Linked DNA regions of Mus musculus: all the other regions are linked to region 3. The links are chromatin loops, found by intact Hi-C in ENCODE. Cell type or tissue: heart. All regions are shown on one strand. Links, peaks and the distances in the headings refer to the core of each region. The heading gives the core; the rest is flanking DNA.

What was found. Peaks named below come from ENCODE experiments on the same cell type or tissue, not always from the same donor. Only the 100,000 strongest peaks of a DNase experiment are listed, where the experiment ranks them.
Region 1: a loop joins it to region 3, with 1.9 times the contacts of the local background. A loop is called at or near these places in 3 of 42 quality-filtered maps.
Region 2: a loop joins it to region 3, with 8 times the contacts of the local background. A loop is called at or near these places in 7 of 42 quality-filtered maps.

The regions. Positions count from the first base shown.
Region 1 is chr14:73,241,691-73,247,783 of GRCm38, forward strand. All of the region lies in intron 17 of Rb1 (RB transcriptional corepressor 1), which reads right to left. Among named protein-coding and RNA genes, the nearest start is that of Lpar6, 6.8 kb to the left of the region's middle. In heart, for the core only: no CTCF peak of the experiment used is centred there; no DNase peak of the experiment used is centred there.
Region 2 is chr14:73,499,702-73,505,794 of GRCm38, forward strand. No RefSeq gene overlaps it. Among named protein-coding and RNA genes, the nearest start is that of Med4, 7.3 kb to the right of the region's middle. In heart, for the core only: no CTCF peak of the experiment used is centred there; DNase peaks (open chromatin) are centred at 2,330, 3,080 and 3,390; H3K27ac peaks cover 1,195 bases.
Region 3 is chr14:73,382,840-73,388,932 of GRCm38, forward strand. Itm2b (integral membrane protein 2B) reads right to left here and starts at 2,450. Exons shown (of 6, transcript NM_008410.3): 1 at 2,171-2,450. The coding sequence starts at 2,287. In heart, for the core only: no CTCF peak of the experiment used is centred there; a DNase peak (open chromatin) is centred at 2,522; H3K4me3 peaks cover 1,482 bases; H3K27ac peaks cover 1,703 bases.

The DNA of each region.
Region 1 (6,093 bases), core at 2,038-4,537, 140 kb before region 3:
CTTTGTGTAGTCGTTGCTGCCTTGGAACTTGCTCTGTAGATCAGGCTGCCCTTGAACTCAAGAGATCTACCTGCCTCTGCCTCCTGGGTGCTAGCATCAAACGTATGCACCACCACTGGGCAACTTTGGTAAGATTCTTAACAAAGTGTCACAATAGATTAAAAAGTTGTAATTTTCTCATGTTGATCAAATATTAAGGGCAGGTGATACAGCCGGTGTACAGAGCTTACCTATATGTGAAGACCCTAGGTTTAATACCAACACTACCGAAAAAGAAATTTAAAATACTGGGTAAATCTTACCTATCTAGACAAAAGAGTATCACAACAAAATGTATGTTATTTTCCTTTTTGAGTAACAAAATGTGAGGTAAGTTACGTATTTTAGGGTTTTCTATTTCCCCCTTACTCACAAACATACATGAAAACACTGAGACTGTAACCTTTTATTACTTTAAAATGACAGTATCAATCCTGCCATTCCTGCTCCTCCTCAAACAGTTTTCAACATCTTCATAAAGGGACAGATGGTAGAAGCCTTCTTTTTACACTGCCTTTCTTCAAAGAAAGGAAGATCAGAGTATTGTCATGGAAGACAGCTTTATGGCACCCTAAAAACTGGCTCCAAACTTAATATGTATGCTGTTCATTGTCTTTCCATAGGGGGAAAAAAAATCAAGATACTATCAAGGTTCTGAACAAGCCTTAATATTTACATTTGAAATAGTAACAATGAATTTGAAGTATAAATCCTAATTATAAGCACTGATCATTAGAGAAATTGGCCACTCGACCAGGAAACAGAAAACAGAAAATGAAGCAGAGTTCATACTTCCAATGCAGAAAGACTAATTTGTGGATGAAACAGCTACAGAAAATGCATTTGGTTATATGTGGTAGAACCCTAATGAACGTAATTTTTTGACATATATTAAATTATTAATGCCTAGAAGAATCTTTGCTAGTTTCTCAGCAACTAAACTTTAATGCTTACAGGCCATCCAACTCCAGATGGAAGGAAGATAAGACCCACTATTTTTCACTATAAATTTAGTTGTTCAATGGAAAGCATGTTATAAAAAGTTCTTACACAAGGACAACATTTCAAAGTAATCATAAAATAACCTGTTTGAACTAGCCTGAAAACTAAATTACCCATTGGTAACATGACTTCTGAAATGTTCAAAATTCAAGGGGAATAATCAAGAAACTTATGGGTATAGAACATATTTGAATTGACAATTACTTGGTGACTGACAATATGGCTCAATCAGCAGTATTTTCTAGAGACACTTATATTCATACAAGTATGAACTCTTAAATTTTTATTTTATCTTACCATTTTTACTCATCTGCTATTTTTCAAAGATGGATTTTTAGTATTGTTAACTCTGTGTGTGTGTGTGTGTGTGTGTGTTTGCGCGGGCGCACGCATGCACTCGCTTAGTTTAGATCCCCTAAAGCTGCAGTTACAGGTGATTCTAAGCACCAACCATGGATACTGTGAACTGACCTTGGGTTCTCTGGAAAAGCAGTGTGTTCTCTTAACCTCTGAGCCTTCTTTCCAAAAGAAAACTTTTTTTTTTTAATAAAAGAAAAATTATCACAACAGGCCAATTATTTAAAAAATTGTTAGGTAACTCCAGAAAAACTCCTCCCCTTATCTATTTGTTTGAGTAGTACCTACACTGAGTATTAATTCATTTGGTTCTAATAATTACCCTATTCTCATTCTCTCTCTCTCTCTCTCACACACACACACACACACACACACACACACGTACATACACACAGATAAAGAATACGAGACTGTCAAATATTCAGTGTTCTGAATGACAACTGCAATGGTGATCTGCATTTTATTCTCCATAAATAATTTTAACATTCTCCTTAACTAACTGTGATATGACCAAATGTATACTCATCATGCTTAGCATACCAAGTGGGTCTTTTCTGAGTGAAGCCCTATGTTATCAACAGATGTAGAAAATTTCCTCCGTTATTATTATTTATTATTATTATATTCTTTCCCTGATTACCCCCTCCCACCCCCCCCCCCCACACACACACACTGATCTTTCTTGGAGAGAAGAATAGAGAGAAAATGAACCAAGTACTCCTTGATACGAAGATAAGAAGTAACGTAACCTAATCCAATAGCACAGAAGTTTCTTGTATTTTCCTTCCCAGGAAAAATTACCTCTGCATTCCTAGCACACTCAGATCTGCTATAGAAGTCTCAGGGTAGCTGTTCCTGCTCAGATTTTCCATTTGACATCAATAGGAAACTGCATGCCTGGGTGTTTATGTGCATACAAAATTTGAAGGTTGAGCTGGGCGGTGGTGGCACACGCCTTTAAACCCAACACGTGGGAAGCAGAAGCAGGCGAATTTCTGAGTTCGAGGCCAGCCTGGTCTACAAAGTGAGTTCCAGGACAGCCAGGGCTATACAGAGAAACCCTGTCTCAAAAAAACCAAAACCAAACCAAAACCAAAACCAAAACCAAAACAAAAAAAGAACCCATCAAAAAATTGAAGGTTAGCTGGTCAGGCATGTATAGATGGTCCCTGACTTACAGGATGCTCACTTACTTTTTAATACAGCATGAAAGTAGTATACATTATGTGGAAACTGTACTTCAAACTGAATTCTCTTTTCCCAGTTAGTAATATGTTCCATGATATCTCTTCAGTACAAGGCAGCAACAGAGTTACAAGCTTCCTGGCAGCCACTTCATGACAGGCCAAACAAGTTACTCTGTGGGTTAATGGCATCAAAGGCATTTTTGACTTATGATATTCACAGCTTGCAATGGGTTTATGAGGACAATTCCCACAGTTAGACAGAATTGCTTACATGTGTATAGATTATGCACTGCACAATAATTAATACTAGGCTTCAATCCAAGCTGCATACCTCTGATTTACCCGAAGAGGAGCAGACACACTTGCAAGTTCCTGACAGACTGGCATGGGTCTCTGAGGCAAGGGTCCAGGAACTTCATGTTTGCAGACACCCACCACCACCATCCACCAACATGGTAGAATCACAAATTCTTGAACTCCAACCCAGAAACTTTGGGGTTGTACCTAACAATCTGTAACCTGTGTTTTTATAAGTCTCAGATAATTTTGATACATACCAGTTGGTACTCTAGAGAATTCTGGCAATGACAATTCCTGTATTTGCTTCGAGGCTGAAGCTCCCATCTCCCTGAAAGCACTTTGCTGTGTGTGTTCTTTGTATTATGATCTGTTCTATTCTGTTACACCCATCAAAACACCCTCATTTAGTTTTTATCCTCATAAAATGAATTAATCCCTCTACTTTCTTTGTTCTTTTCCTCTTGACAGTCTCAGCTCTGCTGCGTTTGTCCCGTCTATGTGAGTCCTAGTGTGAGAGTACATTTCTGTTGTTCTACAATGTCCTGAGAATAGAGGAAGTAAAGATTTGTGCTCAGAAGTTTGTTAGTTTGAACTAGAAAAATCATTTTAAGAAATAAGTATATAAAAGGTTAGCTGGATAGAAACAACAAGAGAAAGGGGAGGGAAGGATACTGGAGGAGATGGGAGAGAGAGGAAAGGCACTGTACAGTATAAGTTACACATGGGAAGTCACACTAATAATAAACACCTTTACTACAGCGAAAAACAACAAAGGCTTCTTTCATAAATCTTTTCATTCTGAACAACATAATCTTCAAAATAATATTTTTAATAAGAGCTACTTCTCCAACCATACACTAGCAAGATTTTATCGAAAGGACCCAGATGTAGCTGTCTCTTGTGAGACTATGCCGGGGCCTAGCAAACACAGAAGTGGATGCTCACAGTCAGCTAATGGATGGATCAAAATTGGGCTATATTTTATGTGCTGGTCTTTAGGACGTCTCCGAGTAAAGAGACTAGAACACATAGTTCAGTAAAATTTTAGCTACTGAAGAGAAAAACAACAACAACAAAATATGTTGGTTTTAAAAAACAGAGGAAGGAGCCAGAGGAGAAGGAAGAGGAGAGGAAGGGAAGGAGGAAGAGGAGGAGGATGTAGAAGAGGAGGAGGAGGAGGTTGCAAAAGCAGGTTGCAGAGAGAACATATTTGCATGTCAGAGCAATCTTCAGCATTTTCCAAGAACAGGAATCGGTCGCCTTCCATTTGAATTGAACTGTGGAAAAGTTTGCTTCAGATCAACCTGTTAAACTATGAAGTCACATGAGCCTGGTGGTGTCTCATACGCACAGCACAACGCTACAAATATCCCATCTGGAAAGACAATGTAACAGCTATTCTAAGGAACAAATGAATCCAGTGACTCCTATACCCAATCCTCTCTGGGCTGTTCTCATTTCAATGTTTACAGAAAAGAAACAAAACAAAATGAAAACAATGAATTTTAAAACTAGTATTTCTTAGTATGAAAAGGAAAAAAATCCCAGAAAAATTACCCTAAAATATGCTATGAGCATAATGATAAAAATGACAAAGCATTTTAATTCCAAAAATAAAAGTGACTTAAAAACAATTATCTATTAGATGTTTTTGAAAGAAATCATAAGAGAGCATAATAAAATCTTAAAGGGAAATTCTATTATATATAATTCTCTTGTTTTTTGTTTTCCTTTTTCTGAAAGAAAGGAACCTGGGGTACTAGGCATGTTAAGCTGCCTTCTACCTTGTACTACACAGCAGAGGCTGGTCTTGAATTCAGTACCCTTCTGTCTTTGCCTTCCGAGTGCTTAGGTTACAGATATACACAACCATGTCTAGCTTCTCTGTTATATTTTAGTGAATGGTAATACACAAACAAATAACAAAAAAGCCACCTAAAATGTAGCAATAATAATTTTGTTTTTGTTTTTTTGTTTTTTGAGACAGGGTTTCTCTGTGTAGCCCTGGCTGTCCTGAACCCACTTTGTAGACCAGACTGGCCTCCAACTCAGAAATCCGCCTGCCTCTGCCTCCCGAGTGCTGGGATTAAAGGCGTGAAGGCGTGCGCCACCACGCCTGGCTAGCAATAATAATTCTTAAAAACCCAGAAGAGTTAGAAATAAAATTTCTGTTCTACATTTCATTAACATTGCTTTAAAAATAAACTTTTAAAATTAGGTTTATTTGTCTTCTTGTGCTGGGAAGTAGGGAGAGCACGCAGACACCAGCACACACTTATAGAAGTTACAAGGACTGAGGACTGAACTTAAGCTGTCAGGCTTGGAGCTAAGTACCTTTACCCATGGCCTGTATCTCTGGCCCATATGTCTTAAATCTATCACTTATAGCAACACAGGAAAAGACGAAAATCAAAAACAAACTAACGACTTTTGATATTTGGTGATCTTGAGCAAAATTATAAAATATTAAAAGCCAATAAAGTAAGTTTAAAGAGCACACATGAGAGGGCTATAAATACACATGCTGAAGTGACTCTACAGTGCTGGCCCAGAGGGAGCACCAGGGCATAAGTGCTTAGGAAAGAGAAAAGCTGTGCTGTTTTACAAAATGCAGTCAGTAGCTTCAGATGACTAAAGGACAACCGCCTTATGCCCGGCACTCGGAGTTGTCTTACTCTGCTGGAGAAACCTAGAAAAATCCAGATGCTACCCAGTTAAGATGAGTATTTCATTCATTTCTCTTTTTCTTGCACATCTAGAATTCTATCTTCACTATACTAGTTAGGAAATCACAAGCTGAAACTGGAGATGTCAGGACTGTATTCTCTTATGTCAACGATCCCTGTTCATCTTCTAAATTAGAGCTGGTGTACTTCCATTCCACAGGTAAAGGACAGAAGATACTTCTTAGCCTTTCTACAGTTGCTGTCTCTTGTCCTGTCTGTACTTGAATGGTGAACTAGCATTGCCATGGGGTAATTACTAACATGAATCATAAGCAAAGCAATATAATAAACTCCAACTGCCACTTAGCAGCCAAGAGTAGTCACATCCAACAAAGTGGGGCTCAAAGACCTTTTCCCTCCTGAATATTTACTACTTGGAGAAAGTCACAGGGCAGAGGAGGCAAAGGGAAAAGTTCTCAAAAAGGGGAGTGAGCCAGGATGAACAATCCCAGACTACTGTGCCCTCAGTTCTCTGGTCTTAA
Region 2 (6,093 bases), core at 2,038-4,537, 120 kb after region 3:
TAAACCTTATGGAAACTGAACCTGGAAGGTTCCAGGGACCTCTGTCAGCTCCTGGAACTGCTGCTTAGTGCCCCACCTCATGGGCCGAACTCAAGCCTCTTTTCTGCTGCTCCTTCCCCCCTACACAGTACTCACCGTAGCTTTCTTCTTGCTAGCACATCTACACATTCCTGGGCTGATTTCTTTCTCCATTTGATTTACCCAGCCCATCATGGCTTGTCCATCTTTCAGTTTCAGTTTGTGTATTCTTTCTGGCTCAACTTCTTGAGATAGATAGATAGATAGATAGATAGATAGATAGATAGATAGATAGATAGATAGATAGCCCTGGCACATGTTTGTTTGTTTCCTCCTAATCCAGGCTGGCTGGCCTCAAACTCACTAAGTAGCCAAGGATGGCCTTGACTTCCGGATCCACTTGTTTCAACCTTTCCAACCCTGGGATTACAAGAACCATACACAAATCTTCACATTTGTTTTTTAAAGCCATGGTTACAGATGCAAATGCCATGAATACCAGATGCAATCACCATGGCTACAGAGGCAATCAGTCTTCTCTTCATTTGTGTCAAGTCATCACACTGTACCTGTGTTAGTGTAGAGTCTTCTAATGACTACTCTAACTTCATCTCCCAGCTCATTTTCTACATACTTTGGAACTTTCCCATTGATACCAGCACAGAATATAGACACTTCAACATCTTTACAAAATTACTCTCCATTGAACCTCATGACTTGTGCCTTAGAGCATTCGACTTTCTAATCCCATTGTTGAGGTTTGGGGCTTGCTTTCTATTGTAATGATGATTGTGGGAACCCAAAATCTGGAGTCCATAGACCCTATGTGACCTTGACTCCAAATTATTTCTAATTGGTGAATAAAGATGTTGACATCCAATAGCTGGGCAGAAGAGATGTAGGCGGGGTTTAAGATTCCCAGACTTGGTGATCAGAGGAGAACCGGGAGAAGGAGAATATGGAGGAAGAGAAGTCGCAATGAGTTAGGTGAGTTTAAGTGAACACTGCCCTGAGGGTTGGCCAATTGGAGTTAAGAGCATGAGCCTGCTGCATTACAAAACATCATCTGTACTTTGGTCTGTCATGGCTCCCTAGCTGGGGTTGAGTGTAGAGAACAAGCAAAAGAAACTTATTCTAAGTACTGCCAACTCGTTTTCCAACTAAATTCAAGGTCCGAGTCCTTAGGGGAGCTGGGGACTTCCCTGTAGCTGAACATCTTCTGTTGTAAACAGGTTGTCTGAGTCCACACATCTCAAGGACAACTTCTCCATTTTGCTGGTGGGTCAAACAAGGTCATGTTCCCAGGACTAGGAATGAATACCTATCCCACTTCTCCAAACAAATGCTTTCTCAATTGTCTGTTGACTTGTAAAGACTATTGCTGTTATATAAACTATGGTGCATAAGTTCTAAAACATATATAACCATTTGCCTGTTATTCCCTAATTAACTGAATGCCACTGGCCTGCTCCTTTGTCCCCTTATCACCCTGAGCTCCAGGCCCAATGTCTAGGAGAGTGAATTAAGGACCTGGAAGTCAGGTGCCCTGGATATGGCTCAGTCTCCAACGGGTGCTCCCTTGCTTAGCCCATAATGTCAAAATACAGTTGAATAACACAGCGGCTCTCCCCAGCTCCCCCTTGCTTTGTGCTCCCATCCTTTAAAAATGTTGTACAGTCTCCCTACAGGGACATGGTTCAGATGCTGACCTAGCCAACTCCCTGACCCCCAGAAAATAGACTTTCATTTTTAAGCTTCTGGAACGGAAGTGCGTTTTCTCGGTTTCCACCCCAAACCCAACAGTGAGTCGATTTTTGTCAGAGACCTCAGAGGCCTTCTTGTCTTTTAGTGTCTCAGAGCTTTTATGAGTTCTCGTTTTCATCCCTTGGTTCGTAGCCAAAGCTTTGCCCTCCTTAGAGGTAGTTTCTGTGGCTGTCCATTTGAGGCGGCCCTCACCCCTTTATAATATTTACCATAAACTAAAACTGTCTCTCTCATACTGGCTTGTTAAAGCTCTGCCTCCCCATTGGAAAGTCAGCTGTAGAGGGTGGGGATCATTTGGCTCATCTCCCATTGTGTCAGCAGGGTCTCTGGCTGTGTCCTCGGGATCACAGCTACTCCCTGCCTGTGCTGGGGGTTTAAACAAGCAGACGGGCCTGGGCTCAGACCTGTGCACATGCTTTTGGTCTGTCTGAACGCTCTTGCTTACTCTCTCACTCTCTATGTCATACCACTGTTTACAGTTTCCAAAGAGAAATGCAGAGCAGGAAATTATCCAGCCTAACATCTATCAACAGAGGCTCCAGAGTGGTTTGTTCGCCCCGCCCAGGAGATTTCCCAGGACCCTTCTCTCTACCTTTGCCTTTGACCCTTTCTCCTGATGATTCAGGCCGAGACAGCTCTGATGGCTGCCTTTCTTGCCTTGCATTTCTTGGGGCCACCTTGAACCTACTCAGGCTCCTGGCAGGACCTGCCATACAGGAACCCAAACATATCCATTATCACCCAAAATAGGCAGGATAGGTCAGAGTTTTAGACTCTTTGGACTTTGGCCATTTCGTAGTCCTTGGTGATAGAGCCTGGATAGACTCTTCACTTTTTCTGAGAATCTAAAGTTTCTGATCAGCACCCTAGAACAACCTAAGCCAAAAAGCTTTTTTTTTTTTTTTTTTTTGCAAACATTTAAATATGCATGTGTCAGAATTCTCTCTTGTGAAACGATATTTGCACCTCCTAACTTCATCCCTTTTCATCTTGAACCTTGCATCCACTGCTCTGTGAGTTCGATATACATCCATAGGGAAAAGCCGCTGACACTTCTAGAATTCACTTGTGCCAACGCTCTTTGAAATTGTAAGGATTTTTTGTTTGTTTTTTTTTTTGTTTGTTTGTTTGAGAAGCATCTCAGTGGTTTGGCCGGAGCCTGAGAAATAGCTCTGCAGTGATTTGCACAACACACTGGTATGTCGGGAGTGTGCACACGCAGATCCTGGAAGTGGATTGCCTGAGCAGCCGGCAGATGAAGCGTTTTGCCCTTGTCTGCTTGAGAACAGATAAAAAGCCTGGATCAGACAGAGTGAAATGTGGCCATTTGGCAAGGGCTTTCCAGGGAGAAGAAAAGGTCTGGCAACCAGCAGCCTTTGAAGCTTCAGATCTCCTAGGAGAGAGAATTGAGTGCCTGTAATTAGAAATTTTATATCAGGTATTAGATTCACAAAATGGGCAGGGAATGTTCTGGAAGCCTGACTTCTGAGGACAGGGAGTCACTGTATGCATGTCTGCATTGGGACTGCCCAAAGGGAATAACTTATTGGGGGAGGGGGGGGGTGAGAACTAGACCTGGCAGCTGTCCAGCAAGACGAAGAGCAACATGTTATCCAAGAAGAGGCCGGGGGCCAAGCCCCAGAGGCTCTGAAAGGACAAAGAGCCCACTGTTCCACAGAAACAAGGACCAAGAGGCCTCCTTTAACCTCGTTGCTTTTACTCAAACATTTAGCAGTAAATTCACCTTTGTGCCTTTAATGATACAAATCTGGGCAGAGAGTGCACCTTTGGGTGCATCTGACAGTTAATGGAAATTTGGAAATCACAATGCATTTTTCGGGAAGACACAATGGACGGCAATGTGGGGGTCTCGGGGTGGATACAGTTCTGCACTTGCTGGCACTAAGCTATGTTTATCTCCAAGCCTTTGTGGGTAGAGTACAGTGACTCATTTGTGCACAGGGCCATATAGTTCTTTCTGGATTGTGATAAACATTCAGACCCAAGGTTAAGGAAATTCGAGGCAAACTGTGCCAATATAACTATATTGTTTAAGCTCATCAAATGCTTCAGGAATTAAATCAAATTACTATGCATTTATCAAGCATCTGTCTTACCACGTGAGGGCTCACGGGCAAAAGCAAACTGGTTTGAAATGCAAGGAAACGGAAAACAAAGAGATTACAGCCAATCTTTTCTGAATTGTCTTCCCAGAGTGAAAGACAGGATGCTCACGAACTTACCAACAGCTGAAGGAAACGTTTCTGGGAACTCTCACACATAGCACAGCCAAAGCAAATATTTTGATCGGGAAGAAAACAAAGGTTGAAATGAATGTAAAACTGACCTTCACAGAAGATTCGAGATGAGTCTCGTGATGACAAAAAATGCTAAGCATGTCCTTAGGTGTAGGACAAACTGTTCAAAGGTTAAAGGGCCGGGGCAGCATATCGGAAGACCAATTTAAACATCTTAGTCTGTGGAAAACAAGTTCTGTGTAATTTCTTTTTGTGGTGCTGAGGGTTAGACCCAGAGTCTCCCATGTAGTAGGCAAGCACACCACCTCTGTACTGCTGCCCTAGCTCCACAGCCTCTTTTCTTGAGGGTCTCATTAGATCTCCCAGGCAGGCATGAACTTGCTATAGATATGTCTCAGAATATAGAGTTTCGTTAGGTCTTAAATTTCCAGCCTTCCGACTCAGCCTCGCAAGTCCGAGTTAGCCATGCTGGGATAATTGTTCTTCTTTCTTTCTCTTTAAATCTTTGTTTCCTCTCCATTCCCATTTTAACTCCCTCTTCTGTCCTCCCTCGCTTGCTTCCTCCTTCTTTTCCTCTTCCTTCTTCCCCCATTCTTTTCTTTTTCTTTTTCCCTCTTTTCCGTCATCCTTCTGTGTCTTAACATTAGGAAGAAAAGAGCAAAAATAATTATTCTGTTGAAAGCCATGAGTTAGAATTTGGCCAAGGCAATTCAGATGGCAGTGAACTACATTTGTACTAGGTAATTGACTGTACTTTAGCAACATTAATTTGTTGACTGATGGCTGCTAAGAGCAATTAGTCTCTACCATGGGTCCTTAAATTCAGAAGGTTCTTGAAGACACTGAGCCAGTAGAGACCATCTCCAATCACTCTGTGCTACCATCAGAGAATACCTTAGGCTGGATTGCCATAATAAACAGAAATGCGATACCCTTGAAGGTGGGAAGGCCAAGACGTAGGAGCCACATCTGGCAAGGCTCTTTTTGCTACACATTTAAATGAAGAAGTTGATGACTCCCACATTTGAAGTTAGAGATTTGCCACAGGCCTGGTGCCAGCTGGATTTACACAGTGGTGAGTACCAGGACAGCGAGGCTGTACAGTAAGATGTTTTCTTAAAGACAAACAAGAAAGGATGATGGTGGAGTGCTCTGTCTCTTTGGCTGAGTTATCTCTTTCTCTGGTCCTCTCTGTTCCATTCTCTAACACTAAACCCAGGGCACTTCTACCTTAATGCTTTCTGTCTTTACCCTCCCTAAGTATTTTCTCTGTGTGTCTGTGTCTGTCTGTCTCCCCCATTCCCCTTCTCTCTCTCTCTCTCTCTCTCTCTCTCTCTCTCTCTCTCTCTCTCTCTCTCTCTCTGTGTGTGTGTGTGTGTGTGTGTGTGTGTGTGTGTGCATTTGTGAGCATTCACTCAGAGGCCAGAAGAGGATGCAGGTATCTTCCTTTATTGGCTTTACCTGTGCAGCCTGGTGTTTGCATAGAGGGGGCCATTCCTACTACAGGGGTTCATCCCTGGGTAAGCACAAACTGAAGCTTGATGTTAGTAGATATATTTCTCCCCAAGATTAGAGGCTCTGAGGCCCATGCATCCAGGTAGAGTGTCAGAGCTTTTTGCTTCTTGGAGAACGGAGCTAATGAATGTTGTAGGCCTGGATTCCTTCCCTTGATACTGAGCTCCTGGGAGAGGCATGCCTACTTCTGCTCCTCCACCTCACCCTTGATCTTCAACAGGAGCCTGGAAACTTAATTTGGGAAATGGCCAGGGAAAAGAGTTTTCCAGAGCAGAAGCAGGTGATAGAATAATGTCTGCCAGTTTCCACAGCAGTGCCCAGCGTGGAAATTGAACTAGTCTATCATTAGTTGACGATGTTTCACATTCCGGGATCGGTTTTAAAGTATGGTGAGAAATATGGGAAGGTAAAATACTGAAAACTAGCTTTTTATTACTTTCTTCCTTACAGGCAAGCTGTAATAGTTTGTATTGCTTTTAGTGTCTTTAATTCCCCTTTGTATCATTCTCTGGTGATTTCTGCATTCCTATCAATGGTA
Region 3 (6,093 bases), core at 1,448-3,947:
GGGCTTTCTTTCCAAGTTCTCAAACCAGCTTGGTCCTCTTGACCAGAGGAAATGCCCCAGGCAGAACACATTAAGGCTAATTCTGTTCCCAGCCCGGGCGGTCGGACAAGGTGGTTGCCACACAGTGCAGCCCAAAGGAACATCAGAACATTATGTAATCACTCCGCAGCTCTGGGATGAGATCAGTTCTCTCGCTAGGCAAGCAGGCTTTTCCTTTATTCCACCTACTCCCATTGTAGAGATACTGTCCCCACTGAGAAAAGGCTTCCAGCTTATAGCTGGAAAAAGAATTCATTCTCTCTCTCCCTCTCTCTGTATTAACCAAACCAATTTAGCTGTGACTTCTGTGTGGCTATAGAAGAACACAAGCCCTCACTGCTTAATTGAAGTATCTTCCTTTGGATAGAGAAATCAGAGAAATTAAGAAATAAAAGCAAAGTGTACAGCTATAGACAGTTACTGTGAAATAAAAATTAAATTATGGTGAGCATATGAAAAATCCTTAAGAGCTCAAAAATAAGACTGCTACTTCATAAATGGCAAGACTGATTCAAAGCTCCCCTGCAAAGTGAATTCTGACGTTTGTCTGAGAGTTTGAAACCTTTACAACCCTGGAATAAAAAACAGAGAAATGACATCATTGATGCTTGCTTAGCGTGGGAGGAGTTATAGTTTTAGAATTTAAAGACCATATACCTATATAATATCAGTGAGAATGTATATTTGAAGCTGGGCATGGCTGTGCACACCTGTAATCCCAGTACTTGGGGAGGAAAATGAAGGAAGGGCAGAGTTCAAGGCCTATCTGGGCTTGAGGAGACTCAAGGTGTCTCCACAAACAAGATATAGAGTTGTTGTGATTGGGTGCTTGACTATGGGTCTATTCTAGATTAAAATGTGCATCCGGACAAAAGAGATATGATAATTTGCTATGACAATTTTTACCTGTGAATTCTAAACATGTTTTCAAGACCAAGAGTGTTTGTACTAGGTTCAGGAAAACAATACTAAAACCAGAACCCTTAATCCTTTTAGGGAATCAGCTCTCTCATCTCAGGGGAAGACAGTCATTTAAAAAAATCAACATGATGTTTGCTTTTAGCTGGAACGTTTCCAGAAAACATGTCCAAACAGCCCAGACTGCTATTATATATCCAAAAATTTTATAGGGTATTAGTGGCCTGTTTCTTTACAGTAATTTTCATTAGATCATTAAAAAACAAACAAACAAAAACAAAAACTCTCCTTACTACTTGTACCATGGACACAAACGACTGATTTTAAGTCAAAACTAAAATTACCCAAGTGACAATAGGTATTAAAAAGTGTTAGTGAAAAACGAAGCAGCACCCGCTGTTAGTATTCATAGGTATCAAATGTCAGAAGCCCTAAAAAGGCAAAAAGAAAACTTAGGCAAAAATTATATTTATATTTAAAAGAATATTACTGTACATCACTTTTAAAAATTGAATCCAGTGACAGCATCACTCAGTGCTAACCGGGGATGTGGTAACACAAAGGTTACCTATTTTGTAGGGATGGGAGCAAATTCCTATGTTTTGGTTCCAGTTTCACTTATTCAGAAGTACCCACAAAGAGGCTGATAAAAGTCAACTGTTGGGTTACATGGGAACAGCCACAATAGCAATTACTTTCACCTGGAATATTTGTTACAATAATAAAATCACCAGCCAGAAACTACTCCCAGTATACTGTTGTCTTCTCTCTCCAGACCCCAAGGTGTTCACCTGCCAACACCGAAGGCCATTTGTAGGCAAGGGAGTTTGTAAAAGAAAAGGGCTTTTAAAAAATGAAGATGCTTACAGTTGCTGGACTTAGTCCAAGTGCTGTTCAGCCTAGAAACGAAAGTAGGAAACAACAGAGGTTTAGGCTTGTTATGATGTCAGCCATTTTAGGCACAGTATTTATACTGGAAAAAAAGTGCCAAACTCGGTGGTGGCGGTGCCTGTCGCTGCAGGTTCCCGGGCTACCAAGCCAAGTGCAAAGCCGCGGGACCTCGTACACCTGTGCAACTGTCCCCTCGGGGGTCGCCAGGGCCAGGACCCCGCCCCGCTCGCTGCACACACACACACCACGGTACCCGGGAGCGGAGGACCGTCCGGGAAACCGTCCCCGCCGCCGGGACCCCGCCCGCGACCCCAGCCAGGACCTTGCAATCCACCGCCACGGCATCCGGAGGGACGATGAGCGCCTCCTCGCTGCTCTTGGGCTCGTCCTTCTTGGCCTCCTTCTGGGCCAGCGCCGAGTTGAACGTCACCTTCACCATGGTGCGGCCTGGGGCGCCCTAGGCGGCGACGGCGAAGGCTGGGGTCGCGGCTGGCAGGATCCCGGCTGCGAAGGCAGCCTTGTCGGCCGAGCTCAGGGCACGACTCTGCAGCGGAGGAGCGGACTGCGCGACAGCAGCAGCGGCTCAGTGCAGCGCGGTTTCCGGCCTCGCAGCTGGGGCGCGGGCGCAGGGCGGGGGCCCGGAGGGGCGGGGCCTTGAGCGGGGCGGGGCCTGGCTTCACGCCAGACCCTCCCTGGTTCCCCCCACCCCCACCCAGGACTCAGCGGGAATCTGGCCAGGCTTTGTGGAGGGCGCGCCTGGTTGAGCTAGGACTTGTTGCCCCTCTGGGCTGCCTGGATTTTCCGGTTCTGAATTTGCTTCCAACTAGTTCTCCTCAGGGGCCCAGTGTTGCAAGTTGATAAGAAAATGGGGTGAACTCTGTCGGTTGGCTACGTAGGATAAGTTAACTTCTGGTAGCACCAAATTCTCTTTGATTGTGAGCCCAAAGGCCATGGAATTTTTGTGTGAGAAAAACAAACAAACAAACCCAAAAGCTCCGTTTAATCATTTATTAGTAAGCGACTTAGTAGAGCATAGGAATATTTGAAGCACTGTGTCCTAGTGTCCTGGTGATCTGACTTATCTCCCACAGACCTCACCCTAAGGTGTTGCCTGGTTGACTAAGCTGGTCTTTTCTTCCTCCCTCAGAGGTCAGTTCCTGCCCAGCCTAATCTCAAGCCAATGACCAGGAACCCTCTTCATCCATTTGTATTCCTAAAATTCTAAACTGGTAAAACAAAATGTACCAACCGAGCTCATTTGTATAAGCAAGCCAAAACAAAACAAAACAAAAAACCATATTTGCCTTAGGCCAATCTGTGATTTGTGACAACGTACTTAGGACAAGTTCTTATTTTTCTTCAAAATAAAAAATTCTCCTTTTTTGAAGAGGTTTTTGCTTCTGGTTGACAGAAGACATTGGCCCACACACTGGGTTTACAGCCATGTCTCCAGATGGTCCTTTGGTCAAATGACTGATCCTGTAGCCTTCTCCATATCCTCTCCTTGTCCACCTACAGGAGTGTCTGTTGGCCAGAAGGATTCTGCTGTGTGAGCTCTGGCCTAGGCCAACCTTGAAGACAGCAGTTGAGACCAGAGTTCTTGAGCCCCTGGCTCTATTCAAGGAGGGAATTATCTTTATTTCTTTTTATTTTTAAATATTTAATTTTTATGCCTATGATTTTTTTTTTTTTTTTTTTTTTTTTTTTTTGCCTACATGTACCTGTGCCTAAGGAAGTCAGAAAAATGAGTCAAGTCCCGTGGAACTGGGGTTACAAATGGTTGAGAACCGCCATGCGGTTGCTGGGAACCAAGCCTTGGGTCTTCTGGAAGAGCAACAAATGCTTTTAACTGCCGAGCCGTCTCTCCATTCCCATATTTCTATTTTTGCCTCTGGGACTGAGTAGGACTCCGTTTCATGAAAGAGAAGGTGAGGGGGTGGATGGTTTTATAAATAGAGAAAAAAAAAGTAAGCAGAGGAAAGCAGATTGTCATTCCAGAGTCACACTGGAAGCCAAGACAAGAAAGCAGAACAGCGGAACCATAGCTCACTGGTTAGTACTAAGGTCACACAGTGTCAGATAAACAACTGCTGATAGTTGAGTCAATAGAGTAGATGTATGAGTTGGTCGGTCCTGAAAGAGGTTATTCCTACTACAGATGAGTTTTAATAGGCATCAAATAGTATGGTATATTAAAAACAAAACAAAAAACCCAGACCCTTACGGGGAAGAAAACTTCCCCTTTAAAACCAGGAGAGACACTTCCTCAATGGTGAGAGTAAAAAAATAAGAGAAGGTTGAGCTGCCTTGAGAGGGATGGTGGGGAGCAACCAGAGGAGCCTCTTCTGAGGAGGTTTTTAAGCCATCCCAGAGCAAAGGAAATAGCAGACTTCTCTAAGTTTTGGAGGGTCTGGTTAAAAGTTTTGCATCATGTGATTTAGCTCAACATATCAGACACAACAAAGATCATGGAGGATTCAGGTACTGTTTAGGACCACAATGATGGGGGTGGGGTGGGAGTGGGGTAGGTGGGGACTCCCCTGCTAGGTATAAGAGCTTCTTAACTCAAGGCTAGGTCTGATCTCCTTAGGAGCTTGCCTTGTAAGTGTAACCTCTGTCTTTTTAAGGGTTAAAGGGGGGAGAGTTCATTAGCACGACAGTTAGAGCAAACCTGTTGGAGAAGTTGAAACTGTTGTATCTTCAATCCTAATTTCTCAAGGACAAATCATTTCCATGGTGACAATGACCTTCCCTCCATTTTGATTTTTAGAACCTCTTGCAGGAGCTTAAAACAAGGTCTTCATACAACTTTTTAAAAGAGATGTTTATATGGCCTTGTCGGACATCAATGGGAGCAGAGGCTCTTGGTCCTGTGAAGGTTACACGCCCCAGTGTAGGGGAATGCCAGGTCAGGGAAGCAGGAGTGGGTGGGTTGGTGAGCAGGAGGAGGAGGGATGGGATAAGAGGTCTTCGGAGGGGAAACCAGGAAAGGGGATAACATTTGAAATGTTAATAAAGAAAATATCTAACAAAAAAAACCTAATAAAAAAAAAAGAGAGATATTTGTGAGTGGGAAGATGGGCATCCGTGTGCCATGATGCATGTGTGGAGGTCAGAGGATAATTTACAGGAATTAGTTCTCTCTTTCTACCACGTAGGATCTCGGATTGAATACCAGGCTTTGCAGTAAGTGCCACCACCCTCTGAGCCACCTCAATGCCCCTTTAAAGTTTTATTCAAACCTTCTGTGCTGGTTAATTATGCCTGTTAACTTGACGTGACCTAGAATCAGCTGGGAATTATCTAGATCAGGTTTATCGGTGGGGGATTGTCTTACTCATTAATTGATTTGAATGGACCCAGCCTACTGTGGGCAGCACCATTCCCTAGGCATTTTCCTGACCTGTATAGCAACGAAGACTAGCTGAGCAGAAAGAAGCAAGCAGCTCACATGGGTTTGTTTCTCTCTGCTCTTGACTGTGAATGCTATGTGACTAGGAACTTTAAGTTTCTGCCTTGACTTGATGGATTGGTAACCTGGATTGTAAGCCAAGTAAACGCTATCTTCCCTAAGTGGCTTTTGGTCAGAGTATTCATCACAACACTAGAAACGAAGCCAGAACGCATTCGTAGCTCAATGTTAGGATGAAATGAGAGAAAAGTCCTCAAAGCATTTGACAGTAGGTAGCCTAAGAGAAGACAGTCCTTTCTGAACAATACCATTTGTTACAAGTCTTGGCAAACCCAGGCAAAGGGAGAGTCAGCGAGGTAGACAAACCAGAATTTTTCCTCTGCCCTAGGACTTTTATTTTATAAAGGCATGTGAAAAAAGACCATTATTTTGTGTGGTAGCAGTGAGCAACAGGATTGAAAATCAGTTGGCTGACGGTCTGGGAATAATCGCTGGGTTTTTGCTTCTCTGGTTTGGTCTGGTGTGTCTACAGAGCTATGTAGTGCATAACAACACAGATAATAAAGAAGCTGGCTTGAGACCAAATACAGCAATCCCAGTCCCGTGATTTAGAAAGTTGGCTTGTTGACCCTGTAAACTAAGGGGCGGTGGAGGAGGAGAGCGCATGACTCAACACAAAGCTAAAAACACAGAGCTAAGTTGCCACTGACTACCACATGTAAAGGGCCAGCCCCAGAAGGCCTTTGTTTTCCTTTCTCGTGTGAATCTGCTTTTAAAGTGAGACTCACTTTACACTTCACCAGGATCCAAGCTTGCTCTTTCTGGGAAGGAGG